2 separate regions of the Homo sapiens genome follow, and region 2 is linked to region 1. Evidence: chromatin loops called from intact Hi-C (ENCODE). Cell type or tissue: ascending aorta. All regions are shown on one strand. Links, peaks and the distances in the headings refer to the core of each region. The heading gives the core; the rest is flanking DNA.

The links. A loop is a pair of places that touch in the nucleus more often than their neighbours do. Peaks named below come from ENCODE experiments on the same cell type or tissue, not always from the same donor. Only the 100,000 strongest peaks of a DNase experiment are listed, where the experiment ranks them.
Region 2: a loop joins it to region 1, with 3 times the contacts of the local background. A loop is called at or near these places in 11 of 110 quality-filtered maps.

Annotation. Positions count from the first base shown.
Region 1 is chr19:46,422,427-46,434,171 of GRCh38, forward strand. PNMA8C (PNMA family member 8C) reads right to left here and starts at 6,510. Exons shown (of 1, transcript NM_001386793.1): 1 at 2,271-6,510. The coding sequence starts at 5,933. The coding sequence ends at 5,319. RefSeq lists enhancers at 3,681-4,188, 3,900-4,029, 4,189-4,695, 4,540-4,589, 6,241-6,510 and 1 more. In ascending aorta, for the core only: no CTCF peak of the experiment used is centred there; DNase peaks (open chromatin) are centred at 4,385 and 6,505; H3K4me3 peaks cover 3,460 bases; H3K27ac peaks cover 3,412 bases.
Region 2 is chr19:46,474,343-46,486,087 of GRCh38, forward strand. No RefSeq gene overlaps it. Among named protein-coding and RNA genes, the nearest start is that of PNMA8A, 8.7 kb to the left of the region's middle. In ascending aorta, for the core only: no CTCF peak of the experiment used is centred there; DNase peaks (open chromatin) are centred at 4,305 and 4,409; H3K4me3 peaks cover 1,211 bases; H3K27ac peaks cover 6,700 bases.

The DNA of each region.
Region 1 (11,745 bases), core at 1,839-9,838:
CCTCATTCCTCTTTGTGCTGTGCCAGCCCTCCATGTGGTGGAGCACGTGGGCTCTGGAGCTAGGCTGCCTGGGTTCAAATTCTGGCTCTATCACCCTGTGGCTGTGTGATCTTGGGTCAGTTCCTTCACCTCTCTGAGCCTTGGCTTCCTTCTCTGCAAAATGGCAGTTGTAATGAGACTTAACCTCATGGAGAGGTTGTGAGCAGTTCACGAGACCATGATAGGTATTGGCACAGAACCCAGGGATGGTAAATGCTCACAGTTATTAGAAAAGGCAGAGTGGGCCAGGCATGGTGGCTCATGCCTGTAATCCCAGCACTTTGGGAGGCCAAGGCGGGCAGATCACAAGGTCAGGAGATCGAGACCATCCTGGCTAACATGGTGACACCCTGACTCTACTAAAAATACAAAAAATTAGCCGGGCGTAGTGGCACGCGCCTTTAGTCCCAGCTACTTGGGAGGCTGAGGCAGGAGAATCACTTGAACCTAGGAGGCGGAGGTTGCAGTGAGCCAAGATCGCACCACAACACTCCAGCCTGGGCCACAGAGCGAGACTCCATCTCAAAAAAAAAAAAAAAAAAAAAAGCAGTGTGGTCTAGCTGTTTGTAGACTCAGTTCCGGTTCACATCCTGGCTCTGTTTACAAATCGTGTGGCTCTGTGCCTCAGTTTCCAAATCTGGAGAATGAGATTGTATCAGTCTCATGGTGTTGAGTCTTATGAGGATTAAATTGTTTGTGTAAAATGCTTAGAATAGTGCCTGGTAGATATGATTATTCAATATGCACGAAGATTATTCTCTGCTCTAAGCCCCCACTTAGAACCAGAGCGTGTACTGCAGTTTCAAACAGGCCCTCAGAGTGCCACCCACCTCTGGCTTGTTTCTCAAGGAATCCTGAAGAATTTCTTCTGCCCAGCCGTTTACCAGAGAAATCATGCTCTATGACTCCGATGTCAGCTGGGGCCTCCCAGACTGAGAGAGACCCGAATCAGTGTGAGGAGCACAGAATGTGGTCAGAGGCCTGTTTTCAATTCCTGTTGTGCTTTGCTCTGTAGCCTTAGACAAGTTACTTAGCCTTTCTGAGCTTTACTTTCTTCATCCATAGAATGAGATGATGATCTTAATAATAGTACAGTTTGATAATCTAATCTCTTATCTGGTCTTTTTTTTTTTTTTGAGATGTAGGGGGGTATCACTCTGTCATCCAGGCTGGAGTGCAGTGGTGCAATCACAGTTCACTGCAGCCTTGATCTGCTGGCCTCAAGCGATCCTTCCACCTCAGCCTCCAGAGTAGCTGGGACTACAGGTGCATGCCACCGTGCCTAATTTTTTTTTTTTTTTTTTTAGTTTTTGTAGAGATAGGGGTCTTGCTGTGTTGACCAGGCTGGTTTTGAACTCCTGGCCTCAAGCAATTCTCCCACCTTGGCCTCCCAAAGTACTGGGATTACAGGCGTGACCCACTGCACCTAGCCCACTACAGAAGTATTGATGGGATTATAAGGGCTTCCCGCATCCCCCTGGGAAGTAAATTCTACAATATAAGGTATAGTCACTGTATCATTTTTCTAAAATCCAAAACTCTGAACCACATATACCCCTGAAACCACACCTGGCTGAGGGTTTTTATAAGGGATTGTGGACCTATAGGGCCATAACTCACAGGGTTGGCAGGATATGATGGGTTAATGATATGAAGGAATGTGGCATAGTGCCTGGAACACAAGATAGCTGTTACTGTTTTTGTTTCAGTTAAATTGTTTCACCTTTCACACCAGCCACTGGAAAATGACCTGACATCCTGAGAAGTCCGTAGGATAAAAGAAAGCTGTGTTTCCGCCGGGCGCGGTGGCTCACACCTGTAATCCCAGCACTTTGGGAGGCAGAGGCGGGCAGATTACGAGGTCAGGAGATCGAGACTATCCTGGCTAACACGGTGAAACCCCGACTCTACTAAAAATACAAAAAAATTAGCCAGGTGTGGTGGCAGGTGCCTGTAGTCCCAGCTACTTGGGAGGCTGAGGCAGGAGAATAGTGTGAACCCGGGAGGCGGAGCTTGCAGTGAGTCAAGATCACGCCACTGCACTCCAGCATGGGCAACAGAGAGAGACTCTGTCTCAAAAATAAATAAGTACATAAAAATAAAAATAAATGCAGTCCTGGAAGACTTCAGGCCATGGAAGCAGTTTTCAGTACTTGTTTTAGCAGCCACATCATTTTTCCAAATTAAATCTTACATGGATTTCCCCCCATATGTCAAGGGGCAGACTATGATTTCATTAGCATACATTTATTTTATGAGTTCATATTTGTACAAAAGAGCATCTCAATCACAAAGAACAATGAAGAGTTTTAGCTGAACCCCCTTTTGAAATCAGGGGTTTACAGAAGCCAGATGCAGCCCTCCAACAGCTGGCACATTCAATTTACTTGTGAATTTTTGCTTGGGATTTGCCCTACCAGTGATGTTTTCACTCAGCTAAGTAGCTTCAAATGGTGACAGTTTTGCATGACAACTTGCATTGGAGTCCCAGGATACACTTTGGTCCAGAAAATCTTGAAAGAGAAGTGGTAGGATTTTGATTTCATGGGCAACATTGAACAACCACGCATGTTGTGTATCACAAATATAAATGTTATACCCCTGAAATCCACAATAAGCACAAAATACAGTCTTCATGCTGCAATATGATAAGAAATGTCACACTATCCCTTATTATACAACGATTATGCCTTGATGGGAGAGCAGCATGCAACAAACACGCTGGAGGCTTTCGTAGCATTTATTCAAGCTCAGACTCTGGGATGCAATAACGAACACAGTAGTACAATATTCTGCGAGTGGGTATGCCCAGGCTGGGCATTTACAAGGAATAGAAAAATCAGGCCGGGCGTGGTGGCTCACGCCTGTAATCCCAACACTTTGGGAGGCCGAAGTGGGCGGATCACAAGGTCAGGAGATTGAGACCATCCTGGCTAATACGGTGAAACCCTGTCTCTACTAAAAATACAAAAATTAGCTGGGCGTGGTGGTGCGCACCTGTAGTCCCAGATACTCAGGAGGCTGAGGCAGGAGAATCACTTGAACCCAGGAAGCAGAGGTTGCAGTGAGCCAAGATCGTGCCACTGCACTCCAGCCTGGGCTACAGAAGGAGACTCCACCTCAAAAAAAAAAAAAAAAAAAAAAAAAGAATCAACAGAGAAGCTGGGCGCAGTGGCTTACACCTGCAATCCCAGCACTTTGGGAGACCAAGGCGGGAGATTGAGACCATCCTGGCCAACATGGTGAAACCCTTTCTCTAGTAAAAATACAAAATTTAGCTGGACGTGGTGGTTCATGCCTGTAATCCTAGCTACTAGGGAGGCTGAGGCAGGAGAATCGCTTGGACCAGGGAGTCAGAGGTTGCAGTGAGCTGAGATTGCACCTCTGCACTCCAGCCTGGTGACAGAGCGAGACTCTGTCTCAAAAAAAAAAGACGTTAGGAGTCTCTGACATTACAATTTGGTAGGCTGAGTCTTTGTGTTGTGTGTAAGTTACATTTTTGAAAAGAGATTCAGTCAAACCTTTGCAGATCCTTGAACTAACAAGTTTGCAAATTGACAGGTCCGTTGTCTCTGAGCAAAAGATCTGCCTACTCACATGTATTTGGATTTTACCTGATTTTTAAAATTCTTCTTCACCTCAGTGTTAACGTCGTTCATTGGTAACTCTTGAAAATGGCCTCTTAATGATTTACCTCCTTTTGGACCATTGCCCAGAAGCCTTGCCTCTTCTTTAGAGAGTGGAGTTCACTCCTCCTCACCAAGCCAGAGCTTCTGGAATTTAACTTGGGGAGACTCACACCCTCACCCCAGGCGCCAATCGGGGCAGAAGGGTCCCGCTTCTGACCACTTCTGTAAGAGAGACTCAGCGTGTAGAGAAAGACGACAGCTTTTCAAGAGCCGCTTACAGATCAGTGAGTTCCTCAGAGGTGGGGAGCAGGCAACTCACTCTCAGCCATGGTTTCTGCTTGACATGCGCAAAACAGGGTGGCCCACTCCGAACAAGTTTGTGCCAGAGGTACATTCAAGGTACATGCTTTTGAAACACAGAAAACGGCTCTAGACTTTGCAATAACAGGATTTCCAGGAGGGCGCAAAGCTAGAGGGGTCCGTGCCGCCCGCCTCCCCCCAGCAAGAGAGGCTGTCCCCAGAATCAGGCCGTGGGTGACAGCCGAAGGAGGATGGCGGCCCTTCTCCCGAGTAGGGATCTCCCTGACACGTTCCTCCTGGGTCTGCGTGAGTTTTCTTCAACTCCAGTAAGAGATCTGCAAAACCTTGGAATCCAGGACCGTTTCCACCTCCTCCATTTTCTGCAAAGGGCGCAGGCGCCTGGGGTCAGCCTGTGGTCTCCATAGCAACGGTCGGACGCGCTGCTAGGTTCTGGCTCTGACTGCGCCTGCGCGGCTGGTCCCGCGGGGTCTCCCGAGTAGCGGAAGATATTTGTGGGTCTTTGAGACCCTTCCTCGCTTAGAAATTACTCTCATCTACTCAAATGATACCCATACACATATTCAGGTGTTACCCGCACACTCTCAAATATTACCCACAACTACTTTCAATTATACGCGGATGCCACCCACACACTCTAATGCTACCCACACTCACTAACGTGTATTCAAGTAACCCAAATGTTACCCGCACCTACTCAAATAGCTACTATGAGAGTCACGGGCAAGGTTTTGGTCTGTTTATTCCCCTTCTGTATCCCCAGTGCCTGGCACACTGTAGGTCCTCAGGAAATTTTGTTGGTTGCATGGATACATGGATGAATGAGCAATCCACACTCAACCAGATTTTATGATCATTCAGCTGTTACCCACATGTACTCAAATGCTACCTACGCTCACTCTGATGTCTCCAAGTAATTCAAATATTACCCACTTACTCTGAGTGCCATGAAGGCAGGGATTTTTATTGAGTTTACTCCCTTCCATATCCCCAGCTCCTGGAACATAGTAGGTATGCAATAAATATCTGTAAGATGAATAAATGAGCCACGGGCACCCAGACGTTAACCACACCCACTCAGATGTAACCCACAAGTTAGTTAACTCAGATAAAGATATCCACCTCTTTCGCACTAGTCAGATGTTACCTGTGCTATCCAAATGATACCCATTCTTACTCCAAAGTTACCCACTCACTAGAGTCATTCCCACCCTCCCTTGCATTACCCACACTCACTCGCACTCCTTAAACGTAGTGAGGTGGTACCTACCCTCCCACAGTCATCACCCACACCCCCTCAGACACTCCCCACGCCCACCCGATGCCACCACCTCACAGCTTCTTGTCTGAGGCGTGATGCCGCCGGCGGTTTTTCTTGTTCTTCCTTTTGCCCCTCTTGCCAACTCCAGCCTTGCTCTCCTTCTCGGAGGAGTCCAGAGGTGGCACCACGTCCATCTGGACGGTGGCCCCAGCCTCCGGTTTCTCCCCCAGCCCAGGCACAGAGCACTTTCTTGCAGGCAGCTCTCTGGGGCCCGTGGCTGGGGGACACAGTTCCTGCCTCAGGACCCGGGCCATATCCTCCACCGTCCTGCCCTCGCTCTGCAGAAAGAGGTTCAGCTTGGTCAGGAATTCAATGTCCTGCTTCCGGGGCATGTAGACCACTCTCCACACACCGCCCTTGCCCTTGATCTCCCTGGGGACCACGGCGTAATTGATGTCCTCCGTCAGCTGAATGATGGCCGCCTTGGATTTATCTTCTTCCAGATAGGCCTTCCCAGCCACTTCGAACTTGCCTAGAGGTTTGAGGGGCAGCCGAATAATCTCTTCGAATTCCTCGTGGTTGCAGTCCTCCGGGATCCCCAGGATCATCAGGGACTTGTAACTGTCCACCTCCAGGGCCTTGCACCCGTGCTCCAACAGTGCAATGTCCTTCACCCCGAACAGCATCTTGCCCAACTCTTTGAGGCAGCAGTATGCCCGCTGGTGGACACCTGAGCTGCCTCGGGAATCCACGAAATTATCCAGGATGCCGCGATTCCTTCCCAAAGGCTACGAGAGAGTGAGGCCTCAGGGGCCGGAGGCCGCTCCCAGGACCCCTTCGTCCAGCTCAGTGAAGGATGCCCCCAGCCCCTGCCTGCAGGGCTGTGCAACGTCGGGGCTTCTGTGGCTCCCTCTGAGTGGGCTCGAAGATTCCCAGGGACTTACGCGTGCTGGAGAAGCAGAAGGCGGTGTTTGCCACCTGACTCGTGGCTCCCGGGTCCTGGGCAAGGCTGCACCAAGGAGGGTCTAAAGATGATGCTTCCCCTTTCTTGGCGTGGCCTCCGAAGGTCTCACAGGCCCCAACGGTCTCTCCGGATCTGGGACTGCTGATCTCCCTGGGACAACTGCCAACAGAGTGTCGTAGGCGCGGCCCTGGCAGGCAGGGAGGCGCGTCCCTCACCGCTGGCCCAGAGGTTGCACTCAGTGCCCTGTCGCCGGACTAGGACGAGGATGTGGCCGCTGCACTTGCTCCCGCGGTGACGTCACCGCCTCCTTCCGCTCTGCGGCCTGGCGGTCTCCATGGCAACCGCTGAAGCATCCATCTCCTCTGCCATTGGCCGACTGGCCGCATTGAAATCAAGAGTCTGAGGGGGTCATTCGGAGGTGAGGGGTCGGCCACCAGCCCTCAGAAGCGCCCGCGATTCTCCTTTGAATAATAGCCGATTCCAGGGGTGAGGGGACAGCGAATGTACAAGAGGCACCCGGGGCATCTTTTGGGGTCAGAAAGTAAGGAAGTGATTAAAAAAAAAAAATGAGAACACCTGGAAAGACAGAGGAACCAGCCTGAAATGCTCCCACTGGCCAACCCTGGGACAATTTGAGCATCAACGTTAAAAATGAAAGTAACAGATTATAACCCCTTGAATAAAATTAGAATCTATGAGTTGATGTAGATATAAGCACGTGAATGCAAAGTTTGGTGAAGAATGTGAACTATCAAAGTACCTGCCCATATAATACTCATCAAAGGGAACAAATGTATCTTTACAGTGGAATGTTCTTGCATGTAGGACACACACACACACACACACACACACTATAATATTCAGAGCGATATGACAATTTAGACTCAAAATGCTTCAGAGGATAAAACATTCTTTTTTTTTTTTTTTTTTTTTTGAGATGAAGTCTCCCTCTGTTGCCCAGGCTAGAGTGCAGTGGCCCGATCTTGGCTCATTGCAACCTCTGCCTCCCCAGTTCAAGCGATTCTCCTGCCTCAGCTTCCCAAGTAGCTGGGATTACAGGCATGTGCCACCAAGCTCAGCTAATTTTTGTATTTTTAGTAGAGATGTAGTTTCACCATGTCGGCCAGGCTGGTCTTGAACTCCCAACCTCAGGTGATCCATCCACTTCGGCCTCCCAAAATGCTAGGATTACAGGCCACAGCCATTGCACCTGGCCGCGAAAACATTCTTTATACTATATTTGCAACTCTTCTGTAGGTTTATGGTTGTTTCAAATAAATGTTTAAAAATAAATAAGAAATGTCTCCCCCATGTGATGACATCCACAATGTCTATTCCTCTCCTCCCCAGTCCCCATTAATAAAGCCAAAACATTTGGGTTAGGTCGACACCCTTTATACCCCCAGTTCCAGGGATAAGCCCTGATTGGCTTGAACCAATTAGCATAATCTCACCCTCCTTCCCACAGTGATTGGTTCAGAAATGGTCACCCAGGTAACCTGGACAAAAAGCAATTAGTGCTTAATATGCCCCTCTTCTCTGAGATTGGTTAAAGGTTAGACACGTGAACTCAGTAAGTCCAGTCAGAATGAAGGTAAGGATTTCTGCAACTGGTAAGCGGAGGAAGACTCTCTCTTTCCTCCTAGACGTGAAAGACTAAGTATAGGAGCTACAGGAGGCTGTCTTGGAAGCATGACAAACTCTCTTCCTTCCTTCCTTCCTTCCTTCCTTCCTTCCTTCCTTCCTTCCTTCTTTTTTCTTTCTTTCCTTCTTTCTTTCAGACAGAGTCTTGCTCTGTCGCCCAGGCTGGAGTGCAGTGGCGCGATCTCGACTCACTGCAACCTCAACCTCTCAGGTTCAAGCAATTCTCCTGCCCCAGCCTGTAAAACAGCTGAGATTACAGGCGCCCGCCACCACGCCCGGCTAACTTTTTGTGTTTTTAGTAGAGACAGGGTTTCACCATGTTGTCCAGGCTGGTCTCAAACTCCTGACCTCAAGTGATCCACCTGCCCCGGCCTCCCAAAGTGCTGGGCTTACAGGCATGAACCACCGCGTCCAGCCAATAAACACTTTGAGGATGAACTTTGCATCTAGAGGAAGGCAGAGTTGAGGGAACAACCAGAAACCAGGCCATAGTCAGGAAGACATCATATGCCTCAGGATCAAACAACACCTGAAACCGACATCCCCTGAAACTTTGTTTTTACACGTAGTCAGAAGTGCACGAATTATAAATGAAAATCCATTAACTGAACACATGGTGTAACCAGCACCCAAATCAGTAAATGAACATCATAGCATTCCCAGAGGATATCCTGTGCTTTCTCCAAATCACTATATCCTCTTAAGGGAAGCCACTATCTTGACTTTCAACAGCATAGGTTAGTTTTGCCTGTTTTTGTATTTTACATAAATGGAATCACATATTACGTGGTCTATGTTTCTTGGTGAACATATATGTACATATCCATTAGTTTTAAGCCTGAACAAATGCCTTAGCAGATTCTACAAGTTTCCCAAACTGGTCGTACCATTTTATTCTCCCACCAAACAGTGTAAAAAAAAAAAATCCAGTTTCGCCACATGCTCATCAATACTAGATTTTTTTTTTTCCTGAGATGGAGTTTTGCTCTTGTTGCCCAGGCTAGAGTACAATGGCACGATCTCGGCTCACTGCAAGCTCCGCCTCCCGGGTTCACGCCATTCTTCTGCCTCAGCCTCCCGAGTAGCTGGGACTACAGGCGCCCACCACTAGGCCCGGCTAATTTTTTTGTATTTTTAGTAGAGACGGGGTTTTACCGTGTTAGCCAGGATGGTCTCGATCTCCTGACCTCGTGATCTGCACGTCTTGGCCTCTCAAAGTGCTGGGATTACAGGCGTGAGCCACCGCGCCCGGCCTGATGCCTCCGGTTTTATAGTCAGGAAAACCGAAGATCAGAGAGGTTAATTCACTTACCTAAGGTCACACAGCTAGTGAATGGCAAAGCTAGACTTCCCGCCTCAGCACCCTGACTCCTGGGCGCACAGATTTAACATTATACAATACCATGGAGTTCCCTGAGAAAGGGGTCCCATATTGTGTCACGCGGCTTAGTTCCTGTTCTGTCGTGAAGTTTCTGGATGACAGTTCCCTCTCTGGGCTGTATGTTGATTTTGTTCAGTGCCAGTTTAGCTAAGCTGGGCTTGTGTGTCCTAGAATAGCTTTCTGCAGGTGGCTGTTGGTTAGAGTCGTCTAAAAGAGAAATGTGCATTAGATTTACACAGCGGCTGGTGCTGTGAGAAGGTCTGCACAGGGTGCCACATGGCTCATGCATTTCATGACTGGTCTGTGGGCTCACCTTATTGGCTTGGGGCAGCCTCTGGGACTCCACCTGCTCCTGCCGGTCTCCTTTTCAGCGTCGGTGAACTTGGGGCCAGCACCGGAGCAGCTCTGTGGGGGCAAAAGGCACCAGCTTCCCCTGCAGGTCAAGCGTGGAATTGAGGTTGAAGGTGGGAAAAGAGACGTTGGTTGGGGGCGGGGGTTCCAGTTTGTCTTCAAGGATTCTAATTTTTTTTTTTTTTTTTTTTTTTTTTTGAGACGGAATCTCGCTCTGTTGCTCAGGCTGGAATGCAATGGTGCCATCTCTGCTCACTGCAACCTCCACCTCCCGGGTTCAAGCGATTCTCCGGCCTCAGCCTCCTGAGTAGCTGGGATTACAGGCACCCGCCATCATGCCCAGCTAATTTTTGTATTTTCATAGAGATGGGGTTTCACCATGTTGGCCAGGCTGGTCTCGAACTCCTGACTTCAAATGATCCGCCTGCCTCAATCTCCAAAAATGCTGGGATTGCAGGAGTGAGCCACCGCACCTGGCCTAGATTGTTCTTGTAGGTTCCAATTTGTCCTCTCTGTCCCGGTTCAGTTTCTAAATTGCCCAGCAGACTGGCCTACAGAGACTTAAAACCCAATACTAGTCACAGAAAAAAAAACTTTGATACACCCCTCCTCCAGCAACCCTAGCGCTCCCTGGTTAGTAATTTTTTTTTTTTTTTTTTTTTTTTGGAGATAAGGGTCTCTCTATGTTGCCCAGGCTGGTATCAAACTCCTGAGTTCAAGTGATTCTCCCACCTCGGCCTCCCAAAGTGTTGGGATTACAGGCCTGAGCCACCACGCCCAGCCTCAGTAACTTTTAAACAAGATCTCGCCATCCCTATATTATTATTATTATTTTGCCATCACGAATATAGTTTATTTTTAAATTTTTAATTTTTAATTGTGCGGGTACATGGTAGCTGTATATATGTATGGGGTTCACAAGATATTTGATACAGGCATGCAATGAGAAATAATCACATTGTGGAGAATGAAGTCGCCATCCCCTTAAGAACTTATCCTTTGTGTGACAAACAATCCAATTACATTCATTTAGCTATTTTGAAATGTACTATTATTATTAACAATAGTCATCCTGTTGTGCTATCAAATAGTATGTCTTATTCATTCTTTCTATTTGTGTTGAGTATTGTACCCATTAACCATCCCCACCTCCCCCATCCATCCCGCCGACGACCCTTCCCAGCCTCTGGTAACCTTCTGTCTATATGTTAAAAAAAAAAAAAAAACTGCTTTTTTTGTTTTGTTTTGTTTCGAGATGGAGTCTCACTCTGTCGCCCAGGCTGGAGTGTAATGGTGCGATCTTGGCTCACTGCAACCTCTGCCTCCCAGGTTCAAGTGATTCTCATGCCTCAGCCTCCCTAGCAGCTGAGATTACAGGCACGCGCCACCACGCCTGGCTAATTTTTGTATTAGTAGAGATGGGGTTTCACCATGTCAGCCAGGCTGGTCTGGAACTCCTGACCTCAAGTGATCCACCCGCCTCGGCCTCCCAGAGTGCTGGGATTACAGGCGTGAGCCAACATGCCTGTCCTCGTTCAATTGTTTTGATTATTTTAATTCCCACAAATAAATGAGAACATGCCGTTTGTCTTTCTGTGCCTGGCTTATTTCACTTAACATAATGACCTCCAGTTCCATCCACGTTTTTGCAAATGGCAGGATCTCATTCTTTTTCATGGCTGAATAGTACTCCATTGTGTATAAGCACCACATTTTCTGTATCCATTCTTCTGTTGATGGACACTCAGGTTGTTTCCAAATCTTCACTGTCGTGGACAGTGCTGCAAAAAATATGGGAGTGCAGAGATCTCCTTAATCTACTGATTTCCTTTCTTTTGGGTATATACCCAGCAGTGGGATGGCAGGATCAATTTTTAGCTTAATTTTTAGTTTTGAGGAACCTCCAATTTACATTCCCACCAACAGAGTATGAGGGTTCCCTTTTCTCCACCAGCATTTGTTCTTTGCTGTCTTTTGGATATAAGCTTTTTTTTTTTTTTTTGAGACGGAGTTTCACTCTTGTTGCCCAGGCTGGAGTGCAATGGTGCAATCTCGGCTCACTGCAACCTCCGCCTCTCAGGTTCAAGCAATTCTCCTGCCTCAGCCTCATGAGTAGCTGGGATTACAGGCATGCTCCACCACGCCTGGCTAATTTTTT
Region 2 (11,745 bases), core at 2,479-10,478, 53 kb after region 1:
AACACCCGCCGCACCTAGTCGTACCCGTGACAGTTGGGGGTGACTCAAATGACTGAGAGCTAGAATCATCTGGGAGTTTCTTCACTCACATGTCTGGTGCCTGGGCTGAAATCCTTTGAAAGCTGGGCTCAGCTGGGAAATGTTGATGGAAGCACTGATGTGGCTTGGGCTTCCTCACAGCATGAAAACCAGAGGGTAGATCGTTGAACTTCTTATTTGGAAGCTCAAGGATGCAAGAACAAGAGTGTTCCTGTGAGGCTGGGCGCGGTGGCTCACGTCTGTAATCCCACCCTTTGGGAGGTTGAGGCGGGTGGATCTGGACGTCAGGAGATCGAGACCATCCTGGCTAACATGGTGAAACCCCGTCTCTACTAAAAATCCAAAAAAATTAGCCGGGCCTGGTGGCAAGCTCCTGTAATCGCAGCTACTCGGGAGGCTGAGGCAGGAGAATGGCCTGGCCAACATGGTGAGCCGAGGCTGCACCATGGCATTCCAGCCTGGGGGACAAGAGCGAGACTTCGTCTCAAAAAAAGAAAGAGAGGCCGGCGCGGGCTCACGCCTGTAATCCCAGCACTTTGGGAGGCCAAGGCGGGCGGATCGTGGGTCAGGAGATCGAGACCACCCTGGCTAACATGGTGAAACCCTGTCTCTACTAAAAATACAACAACAACAACAAAAATTAGCCGGGCGTGGTGGCGGGCGCCTGTAGTCCCAGCTACTCAGGAGGCTGAGGCAGGAGAATGGCGTGAACTCGGGAGGCAGAGCTTGCAGTGAGCCGAGATCACGCCACTGCACTCTAGCCTGGGCGACAGAGCAAGACTCCGTCTCAAAAAAAAAAAAAAAAAAAAAAGTTACTCTAGAGAAGTATTTGGGACCCCCATGGGAATGAGATGCGTCTACCACCGTAACAGGAGGGACCTCTGCATCCAGGACATCTGGGTCCAGGAACGCTAGTAGGAGTGAAGGTAGAAAAATGAAGACGGGCTGGGCACGATGGCTCACGCCTGTAATCCCAGCACTGTGGGAGGCCAAGGCAGGCAGCTCACCTGAGATCAGGGGTTCAAGACCAGCCTGACCAACATGGAGAAACCCTGTGTCTACTACTAATACAAAAATTAGCCGGGCATAGTGGTGCATGCCTGTAATCCCAGGTACTTGGGAGGCTAAGGCAGGAGAATCGCTTGAACCCAGGAGGCGGAGGTTGCGGTGAGCTGAGATTGTGCCATTGCACTCCAGCCTGGGCAACAAGAGTGAAACTCCGTCTCACAAACAAAAAAAAAAAGTAAATTATTTTTTGAAAAATAAATATAGGTTAAAATAGTGAATTTTATGTTATGTGTATTTTACTACAAAAGTGAACAAATAATGCGTTACAGAATGGAGAGATGGGGGGCAAGGGAGGGAGAGAGATGCCTTCAGCTTTGCCTCAAAAGCCAGGTTTCAGCTTTCTGCAGAGCCAATATTCCTAACAGTCCTGGCTGCCCCTTCAGGAATGCCACCCAACCCCAGTGCATGAGCACAGAATCAAAGTTCTGGAACTTTCTCTTCAAAGAGAAAACAAAACATCTCAGTGTGTTTGAAAATTCTGCTAAGGATTTGTCAGACCAAAAAAAAATAATAATAAAAAAATAAAAGAAGAAGAAGAAAATCGTCAATCTAGACAGGATAAAAAGTAAATTTATACCAGCAGTGGATTGTAAAACATCATAACTAAAATGAAATGGAATGGATGTTTGCTGAATCTCAGAGGCTTTTGCTATGTTTGCCAAGTAGTTTTACAAATGCGGGAGCTTGTTTGTGATCCAGGCTGCAGACAAAGTTGCTGCAGTGGAAACTGAGTCACACAGTGACTCAGTTAGAATTAGACACTGTCTGTTTTTTCTTCTCTCTTTTTCAGTTATTTATTTTGGCATGCAAGGGAATGACAGACACTGAGTTTTGATAAATACTGGATTTTTAAATGCAATAATCCTCCAAGTGACTATCTCTGGGGAGAAGAAGAGGGCAAGTCATATGGGAGGTAGGACACAGCCTATTTAAACAATAATTTTGTTTAAAGATGTGTAAATAAATTTAGCATAGTATTAAGATTTAATAAAGAATGGCAAGGGATACATAAGGGTTAATTATATAAATCTCTTTTTTTTTTTTTTTCTGAGACAGAGTCTTACTCTGTCCCCCAGGCTGGAGTGCAGTGGCGCACTCAGCCTCCACCTGCAGGGTTCAAACGATTCTCCTACCTTAGCCTCCTGAGTAGCCGTGATTACAGGCACGTGCCACCATGCTGAGCTAATTTTTGTATTTTTAGTAGAGAAGGGGTTTCCCCATGTTGCCCAGGCTGGTCTCAAACTGCTGACCTCAAGTGATCCGCCTGCCTCGGCCTCCCAAAGTGCTGGGATTACAGACATGAGCTGCTGAGTCCAGCCAATAATGCTAAAAAAAAAAAAAAAAAAAAAAAAAAGGTGTAAATAAATTTAGCATAGTATTAAGATTTGATGAAGAATGGCACGGGATGCATGAGGATTAGTTATATAAATATCAATTCTTTTTTTTTCGAGACTGAGTCTCACTTTGTCACCCAGGCTGGAGTGCAGTGGCGCGACCTCGGCTCACTGCAGCCTCTGCCTCCTGGGTTCAAGCAGTTCTCCTGCCTCAACCTCTCAAGTAGCTGGGATTACAGGGACCCGCCACTATGCCTGGCAAATTTTTGTACTTTGTTTTGTTTTGTTTTGTTTTAAGACGGAGTCTCGCTCTGTCACCCAGGCTGGCTTGCAGTGGCGCGATCTCGGCTCACTGTAAGCTCCACCTCCCGGGTTCACGCCATTCTCCTGCCTCAGCCTCCCAAATAGCTGAGACTACAGGTGCCCGCCACCACGCCCGGCTAATTTTTTGTATTTTTAGTAGAGATGAGGTTTCACCATGTTAGCCAGGATGGTCTCGATCTTCTGACCCCGTGATCCGCCCGCCTCGGCCTCCCAAAGTGCTAGGATTACAGGCATGAGCCACCACACCCAGCTTTTTTTCTTCTTGAGACAGGATCTTGCTCTATCTCCCAGGCTACAGTGCAGTGGCAGGATCACAACTCACTACAGACTCAACCTCCTGGGCACAAGCGAGCCTCCTGCCTCAGCCTCCTGAGTAGCTGGGACCACAGGCATGCACCACCACGCCCAGCTAATTTTTAAAATTTTTTTGTAGGGCCAGGGTATCACTATGTTGGGTAAGATGGTCTCCAACTCCTGTCTCAGCCTCCCAAAGTTCTGGAATTATAGGCATGAGCCACCGTGCCCAGTCAATTCTCTATTCTTGACTTTGAGTTTGGAATATTCCACAATTTTTATTTTATTTTATTTTATTTTATTTTATTTTATTTTATTTTATTTTATGAGATGGGGTCTCACTCTGTCACCCAGGCTGGAGTGCAGTGGCTTAATCACAGCTCACCGCAGCCTTCATCTCCTGGGCTCAGGCAGTCCTCTTGACTCAGCCTCCCAGGTAGCTGGGACTACAGGCATGTGCCACCACACCTGGCTAATTTTGCATCTTTAGTAGAGACAGGGTTTCTCCATGTTAGTCAGGCTGGTCTCGAACTCCCGACCTCAGGTGATTCACCCGCCTCAGCCTCCCAAAGTGCTGGGATGACAGGCATGAGCCACTACACCTGGTTTTTTTTTTTTTTTTTTTTTTTTTTTTTTTTTTTTTGAGACAGAGTCTTGCTCTGTCTCCTAGGCTGGAGTACAGTGGCGCACTGCAACCTCTGCCTCCCAGGTTCAAGCAATTCTCCTGCCTCAGCCTCTCAAGTAGCTGGGACTACAGGCGTGCACCACCACACCTGGCTAATTTTTGTACTTTTAGTAGAGATAGGGTTTCATCATGTTGGCCAGGCTCTCAAACTCCTGAGCTCAAGTGATCCTCCCGCCTCAGCCTCCCAAAGTGCTGGGATTACAGGCATGAGCCATTTCATTGCATCTGGCCATGTTTTTGCCATTACTTTCAATGGCAAAAACTGCAATTAATTTTGCCTCAGCCTAAATATTATAAAGGTACAACTATGTGTGTATATGTGTGTGTGCGTGTGTGTGTGAAGTGGAGTCAGCTGCCTGCCTGCTCTCCCATTAAAGAGCCACAGTGATTGCTAGCTGATTTAAAAATAGTTCAAGCACCCTTAACAGGAATCATTACAGTGGTTTCCATGACAACACGATGTGCTGTGGTTTCCAAGGCAACAACTGGCACTGTGGTTTCCATGACAAAGCATCCCTGCAGCCCCAACCCTCCCCTCCATCTCTGCACTTCCAGTTTAGGGTTCTCCTTCCATCCTCTTCCGCTGTGTTTCACCTTTGAGTTTTTATTTTGCCCTGCTGTGTATGTTCAGTGAGAACCCACAGAGTTTCCATAAACACTGAACCCAAAGAAAGTCCAGGGGGCTCTGGGATCCCGCCTAGATGTTTCCTCCTGAGTCAGTTGCAACAACCCATCATGGTGGTTCTGTGACTCAACCTGGCTGGCTCTGTCCAATTTGTTCTGTGAGAGCCCCTTCTTGCTGCAGAGTTTCCTTTTTTAAATTATTTTTTTTCTTTTCTTTTCTTTTCTTTTTAATTGAGGCAGAATCTTGCTCTGTCACTCAGGCTGGAGTGCAGTGGTGCGATCTCAGCGAGGATTACAGGTGCATGCCACCATGCCCGGCTAATTTTTGTATTTTTAGCAGAGGCAGGGTTTCACCATGTTGACCAGGCTGGTCTCAAACTCCTGACCTCAGGTGATCTGCCCGCCTCGGCCTCCCAAAGTGCTGGGATTACAGGTGTGAGCTACCATGCCTGGCTTTATTTTCTATTATATCTACGTGTGTGTGTGTCTCCTAGGTCACAGCAAAATGTATTTCTTATCACGGATCATGATCAAACACATGTGACAGCCACTGCCATAGGTTAATTACCGAGTCCCCTATGGATGGCTATGCAGGTCGTTCTCTATTTTCCGGTCTTTCAAATGAAGAGCTGAGAAGGGCTGGTGGCTGATGCCCTACAGACATCTATGTTGCTTGGATTCAGGTGTGACTTCTTAACTTGTTTGAAAATATGGCCGGGCGCGGTGGCTCACCCCTGTAATCCCAGCACTTTGGGAGGCTGAGGCGGGTGGATCACGAGGTCAGGAGATCGAAACCATCCTGGCTAACATGGTGAAACCCTGTCTCTACTAAAAAAAAAATACAAAAATGTAGCCGGATGTGGTGGCAGGCGCCTGTAGTCCCAGCTCTTCGGGAGGCTGAGGCAGGAGAATGGCGTGAACCCGGGAGGCGAAGCTTGCAGTGAGCCAAGATTGTGCCACTGCACTCCAGCTTGGGCAACGGAGTGAGACTCCGTCTCAAAAAACAAAAAATAAATAAAATATGATGCTTTTCAAAAGTTACAGTGTCAGCTGGTTGCAGTGGCTCACGCCTGTAATCCCAGCACTTTGGGAGGCTGAGGCGGGCAGATCACTTGAGGTCAGGAGTTCGAGATTAGCCTGCCCAACATGGTGAAACCCCGTCTCTACTAAAAATGCAAAAATTAGCTAGGCATGGTGGCCCATGCATGTAATCCCAACTACTCAGGAGACTCAGGAGAATCGTTTGAACCCGGGAGGTGGAGGTTGCAGTGAGCCAAGATCACACCACTGTACTCCAGCGTGGGTGACAGAGCAAGACTCTGTCTCAAAAAATAAAATAAAATAAATGAAATAAAATAAAATAGCCCGAGATGGGAGGATTGCTTGAGGCCAAGAGTTCAAGGCTAGGCAACATAGGGAGACACCTGCCCTCCCACCAACCCTGTGTCTATTTGTAAGATAAAAAATTAAAAACGGCCGGGTGCAGTGGCTCATGCCTGTGATCCCAGCACTTTGGGGGGCCGAGGCGGGTGGATCATGAGGTCAAGAGATCAAGACCATCCTGGCCAACATGGTGAAACCCCGTCTCTACTAAAAATCCAAAAATTAGCCAGGCGTGGTGGCAGGCACCTGTAGTCCCAGCTACTCGGGAGGCTGAGGCAGGAGAATTGCTTGAACCTGGGATGTGGAGGTTGCAATGAGCCGAGATCGCGCCACTGCACTCCAGCCTGGTGACAGAGCGAGACTCCGTCTCAAAAAACAAACAAAACATTAAGAACATAAAGTCCAGTAGTTTTATGCCACAATCCTAGCAACTCTATCCTGGGCCGTTCTGAGTTAGCTCTCTCTCTCTCTCTGGAAATAACCAATAAAACCTTAGGATTATGCGGCGGGAGAAGAGATGTGTTCTCCTTTGAGCTGGGGCGGGAGGCGGGGGTGGTGGTCGGGTTACAGCCACAGCTGCAGGCCCTGAATTTCCTTCTGACAGAAAAAACGCCAGCAGCTGTCTCCACTCTCTACAGTGAGGGAACAACATTCCAAGTGAGGAATTGTGGCCAGGAAACCGAGAGGCCCCATGTCCTTTTCTTTTCTTAATGTATTTTTTCTGAAACACACACACACATACATTAAAAACAATCCACCAATAGGATTACATTCATGTAAGATTCAAACATAATCAAATCTACCGTGTGGAGAAATTCATAGTTTGTTAATAAGCATACACGTGTATAGAAAAGGCAGCGTTTATCACAAAACAGGATGTTATTTATCCCTGGGGCAGGGAGGGATTTGAGATGGCCAGAGCACATGAGGGGCTTCTGGGAGGACGATGATTTCTAGATCAGATGACAGTAACATAGGACTTGCTATGTAATTATTTGCCAAATTATATATTTGTGTTTAGGGCACGTTTCTGGAGGCATGTTACATATTCTACAATTGTAAAAAAATGTTTTTTTAAAAAACACAGCTACACATTCAGGGTTATAGCGGTGAAATAAATGTTATCACTATTTTTTTCTAGAATATTCTATGGCTGAAAACCTGAACGCAGCAGTAAAAGTACACGTTTTTAAAACGACTCATAAACCAAATGCACAAAACACAGTCAGGTGAAGTTTCTCTCATTTGTTACGGAGGTTGGTCGTATTTCTTCCTGGTGCCTGGAAGACGTCACGTGGTCTGAACACAGTCTTGGCTGGTGATGATTCCTGATTTTTGTCTGAAATCCTTGGCCAAAGAAAAGAAAGAGAACAAATGAGTCTCTTTATTTTTTTTTAAAGAAGGTTTGTATCATATTTCTCGAATTCTAAATGTATATTTATGTTTGACAAAAGTTATAAATATCTACTTGAAGAGGTAACACAGGAGAAAAACTGGCAAGCCAAATTTAATAAACGTAATGAAGAGTTTACATTGTGTTATGTGGAGAGAGATCATATTCTCTTGTTATGGGCGGAATCTTATCGTCTTGTGGGCTTGGAAGATGTCACACAAAGGAAATAAGAATCACATACATTTACAGACAGGCCTGGCCAACATGATGAAACCCCATCGCTACTGAAAATACAAAATTAGCCGGGCGTGGTGGTGGGCGCTTGTAATCCCAGCTACTCGGGAGACTGAGGCAGGAGAAACACTTGAACCCAGAAGGCGGAGGTTGCAGTGAGCCGAGATTGCACCACTGCACTCCAGCCTGAGCGACAGAGTGAGACTCTGTCTCAAAAAAACAAAAACAGAACAAAAAGAAAAAAAGAATTACATAAATTTAAGCCCTAAATGCAAGGAAATAGGTTAGGTAGGACATTAGGACCGAGGGGTCACCCTAATTAGGAACAGAAACGTATGATCCAAGAGTAGAGAGATTTTTTGCCAACTGAAACAAGATTTCTGCAGGAATGAGGCCATCTTTCAGGGCCACCCACTCACCCCGGGGAAAAGTTTTTAGCTTAGAGGTTGAAGAGAAAAATGAATCATTTGGACATCTTTCCTCTTTTTCCCTCCCCTTGGCTAAACCCAGTATTTCCATTAAAATGCTCCACGTCCATCCCACCCTACTTAGTCTACTTGCTTTTGTTTTGTTTTTTTCCCTAGCACCATTTATATAGACTTTTTTTTTTTTGAGACAGAGCCTCGCTTTGTTGCCCAGGCTGGAGTGCAATGGCATGATCTCGGCTCACTGCAACCTCCACCTCCCGGGTTCAAATGATTCTCCTGCCTCAGCCTCCTCAGTAGCTGGGATTACAGGCACGTGCCACCACACCTGGCTAATTTTTGTATTTTTAGTAGAGACTCGGTTTCACCATGTCAACCAGGCTGGTCTCGAACTCCTGACCTCAGGTGATCCACCTGCCTCAGCCTCCCAGAGTGTTGGGATTACAGGCGTGAGCCACCGAGCCCAGCCATAGACATTCTTTATCTGACCACAAAAGTGATGTATGATTACTGTAGAAAAACTTGATAAATATGGGGAGAAAATCACCCATCATTCTGCTGCACATATATCATTACCATTTCACTGTAGAACGTTTTGCTTATTAAAGTTAGAATATTGGTTTTAAGGAGTTCGAGGCTGCAGTGAGCTGTGATTGCACCACTGCACTCCAGCTTGCACGACAGAGCAAGACCCTGACTCACACACACACACACACAAAGGAATGTCATATCAGCAGTCAGACTCCCTGGGTGTCAACACTTCCTGGTGGTGTGGCTTTGGACAAGTAATTAATTAACTTCTCTGTGCCTCAGTTTCCTCATCTATAAAATGGTAACTATTAGACTAGTACCAAACTCATAAAGAGGTGAGGCTTAAAGAAGTCAATTCAAGTAATGGTCTTAGAATGGTGCATCACAAGTACCCAATAAATGTAAGCTATAATTATCATCCATGTGAGGATGCTGTAAGGATGAAATGAGTTCATTCATACAAAGTGTTTGGAACAGCCCCCTTGGGGCCAAAATAGGACACCTTGTTGGCTCTATGTAAAGATTCACTATTAAAATTAAGGAAAATGTTTTAATTGGGGGATGCAAGAGTTTCATATCTTTATTTCATATAGCTACAAACTTAAACTAAGGCTAGATTCTAAAAATATGTCTGTTCATTCAAAGCACATAAAAAGATGCTCAATATCATTCATCATCAGAGATATTATTAAAACCATGATGAGTTGCCAGCCTCCTTGCTTTCTTTTATACACAGCAACTCAGGCCAGACGCGGTGGCTCATGCCTGTAATCCCAGCACTTTGGGAGGCTGAGGCAGGATCACTTGAGGTCAGGAGTTCAAGACCAGCCTGGCCAACATGATGAAACACCATCTCTACTAAAAATACAAAACTTAGCTGGGCATGGTGGCATGCGCCTGTTAATTCCAGCTATTCAGGAGGCTGAGGCAGGAGAATTGCTAGAACCTGGGAGGCAGAGGTTGCAGTGAGCTGAGATCGCACCAATGCACCCTAGCCTGGCAACAGAGAAAGACTCCGTCTCAAAAAAAAAAAAAAAAAAAAAAAGAAAGAAAATAAGAGAAAAGATGGAGAACAACCTGAATGTCCAATAATGGGACTGATTTTCAAATATGGTTCATTCACACAGTGTAATACTACACAATTGTTAAAAAGAAAAAAAAAGGCATGAGGAAGATCTCAATGTGCTGATAAAGATGTCCAAGCTACAATGTTAAGTGAAAAAAGCAAAGTAAGGATCATTATGCATAGGATGCTACTATTTATGTCGAAAGTAAGGAAAAAATGCACCTATTCATATATACTTTATATGCATTAAAAATACTTGGAAGTGGCTGGGTGCAGTGGCTCATGCCTGTTATCCCAGCACTTTGCAAAGGAGGCCAAGGCAGGCGGATCACTTGAGGTCAGGAGTTCAAGACCAGCCTGGCCAACATGGCAAAACCCCGTCTCTACTAAAAATACACACGAAAGGACCAGGCACGGTGGCTCACGCCTATAATCCCAGCACTTTGGGAGGCTGAGGTGGGTGGATCACCTGAGGTCAGGAGTTCAAGACCAACCTGACCAACATGGTGAAACACCGTCTCTACTACAAATACAAAAATTAGCCAGGCATGGTGGCGTGCACCTGTAATCCCAGCTACGTGGGAGGCTGAGGCAGGAGAATCGCTAGAACCCAGGAGGCGGAGGTTGCAGTGAGCCGATATTACACCATTGCATTCCAGCCTGGGGGACAGGGCGAGACTCCATCTCAACAAAACAAAACAAAACCAAAAAAAATGCACACAAAAAATTCAGCTGGGCATGGTGTTGTGTGACGGTAATCCTAGCTCTTCGGGAGGCTGAGGCAGGAAAATTGCTTGGACCCGGGAGGCGGAGGTTTCAGTAAGCCAAGATCGCACCACTGCACTCCAGCCTGGATGACAGAGCGAGACTCCATCTCAAAAAAAAAAAAGAACACCTACCCGGTAACAGCATCTCCACCAATCACGCCAACTCTGGTTTTGAGCCTCTGAAATCAAGAAACTCTGCTTTCAAACAGCTTATGTGAGCTTCTGTTTTTGGCCAGGAAAAGCCTCTCTTTGTCCCCCCTCCTCAGACGCATCTGTGGCTTGCCATAGCCCTGCATCCTGGATTACAATCCTTTGTGCTTACTCCTGAATACATTCCTGCTATCAGAAGACATTTTTCTCTGATGTCTTTTTTTTCAGGTTGACACAATAGATAGCTTATTTCTTTACCCCGTTTATTGTCCTTGTCTTTTTAACAGACCATCAGCTCTGCGGGTGGGGCCTTTCTATCTGTTCTGCTCTGGTGTGCCCCCAGCTTCTAGAACAGGGCTGTGCTGTGTTGAATTGTGTCTCTCAAAGTTCATGTCCACTCAGAATCTCAGTGAAGATGAGATCATGCCGAATTGGGTTGGGCTGTAGATCCAATGACTGGGTCCTAGTAAGAGGAAAGGTACAACCAGGTGCAGTGGCTCACACCTGTAATCCCAGCACTTTGGGAGGCCCAGACGGGCGAAATCAACTGAGGTCGGGAATTTGAGGCCAGCCTGGCCAACATGGTGAAACTCCGTCTCTACTAAAAACACAAAAATTAGCTGGGTGTGGCGGTGGGAACACCTGTAATCCCAGCTACTTGGGAGGCAGAGGCAGGAGAATCGCTTGAACCCAGGAGGCGGAGGTTGCAGTGAGCCGAGATCGTGCCACTGCACTGCAGCCTGGGCAACAGAGTGAGACTCCGTCTCAAAATAATAATAATAATAACAATAAATCCTAATACAGACACCTATGCAGATACGTACAGAAGTTGTTGGGAGTATTTCATTTTTTATCAAATAAAGGGGAAAGGGTCATAGTGTATGAACTTTTCTTGCATCTCACTGTGTTCACTCAAAAGGTCCCAGTGGAAACTCTCCAGTCCGTCCTTTCAAGACTGCAGAAGAACCCTTGTGTGGTTGGACCATGGTTCACTTGGCCACTCTCCTATCTGTGGGCATTTGCAGGGCCCGGGCTGTTTTGCCAACACAGTGAAGCCACCTTGATGCTTAAAACTTGAGCCCATGCCAGCCTGTGGTGTGCTAGAAATCCTCACTCTTTATGAACCCAATCATCTCGTGCACCACGGTGGTTGTGTTGCTTTACATTTTGTGTGTATTAAAGCCATCATTTGCTAAATGTCACTGATTAAACTATACCACCGTTCAGTGGTGCGGCTGAAATGATTTGACACATCTTCATTTTCTAATGAACCAGGAGACTTTTCTAAAAAGCAGACTGGGCCGGGTGCGGTGGCTCACGCCTGTAATCCCAGCACTTTGGGAGGCCGAGGTGGGTGGATCATGAGGTCAGGAGATCAAGACTATCCTGGCTAAGATGGTGAAACCTCGTCTCTACTAAAAATACAAA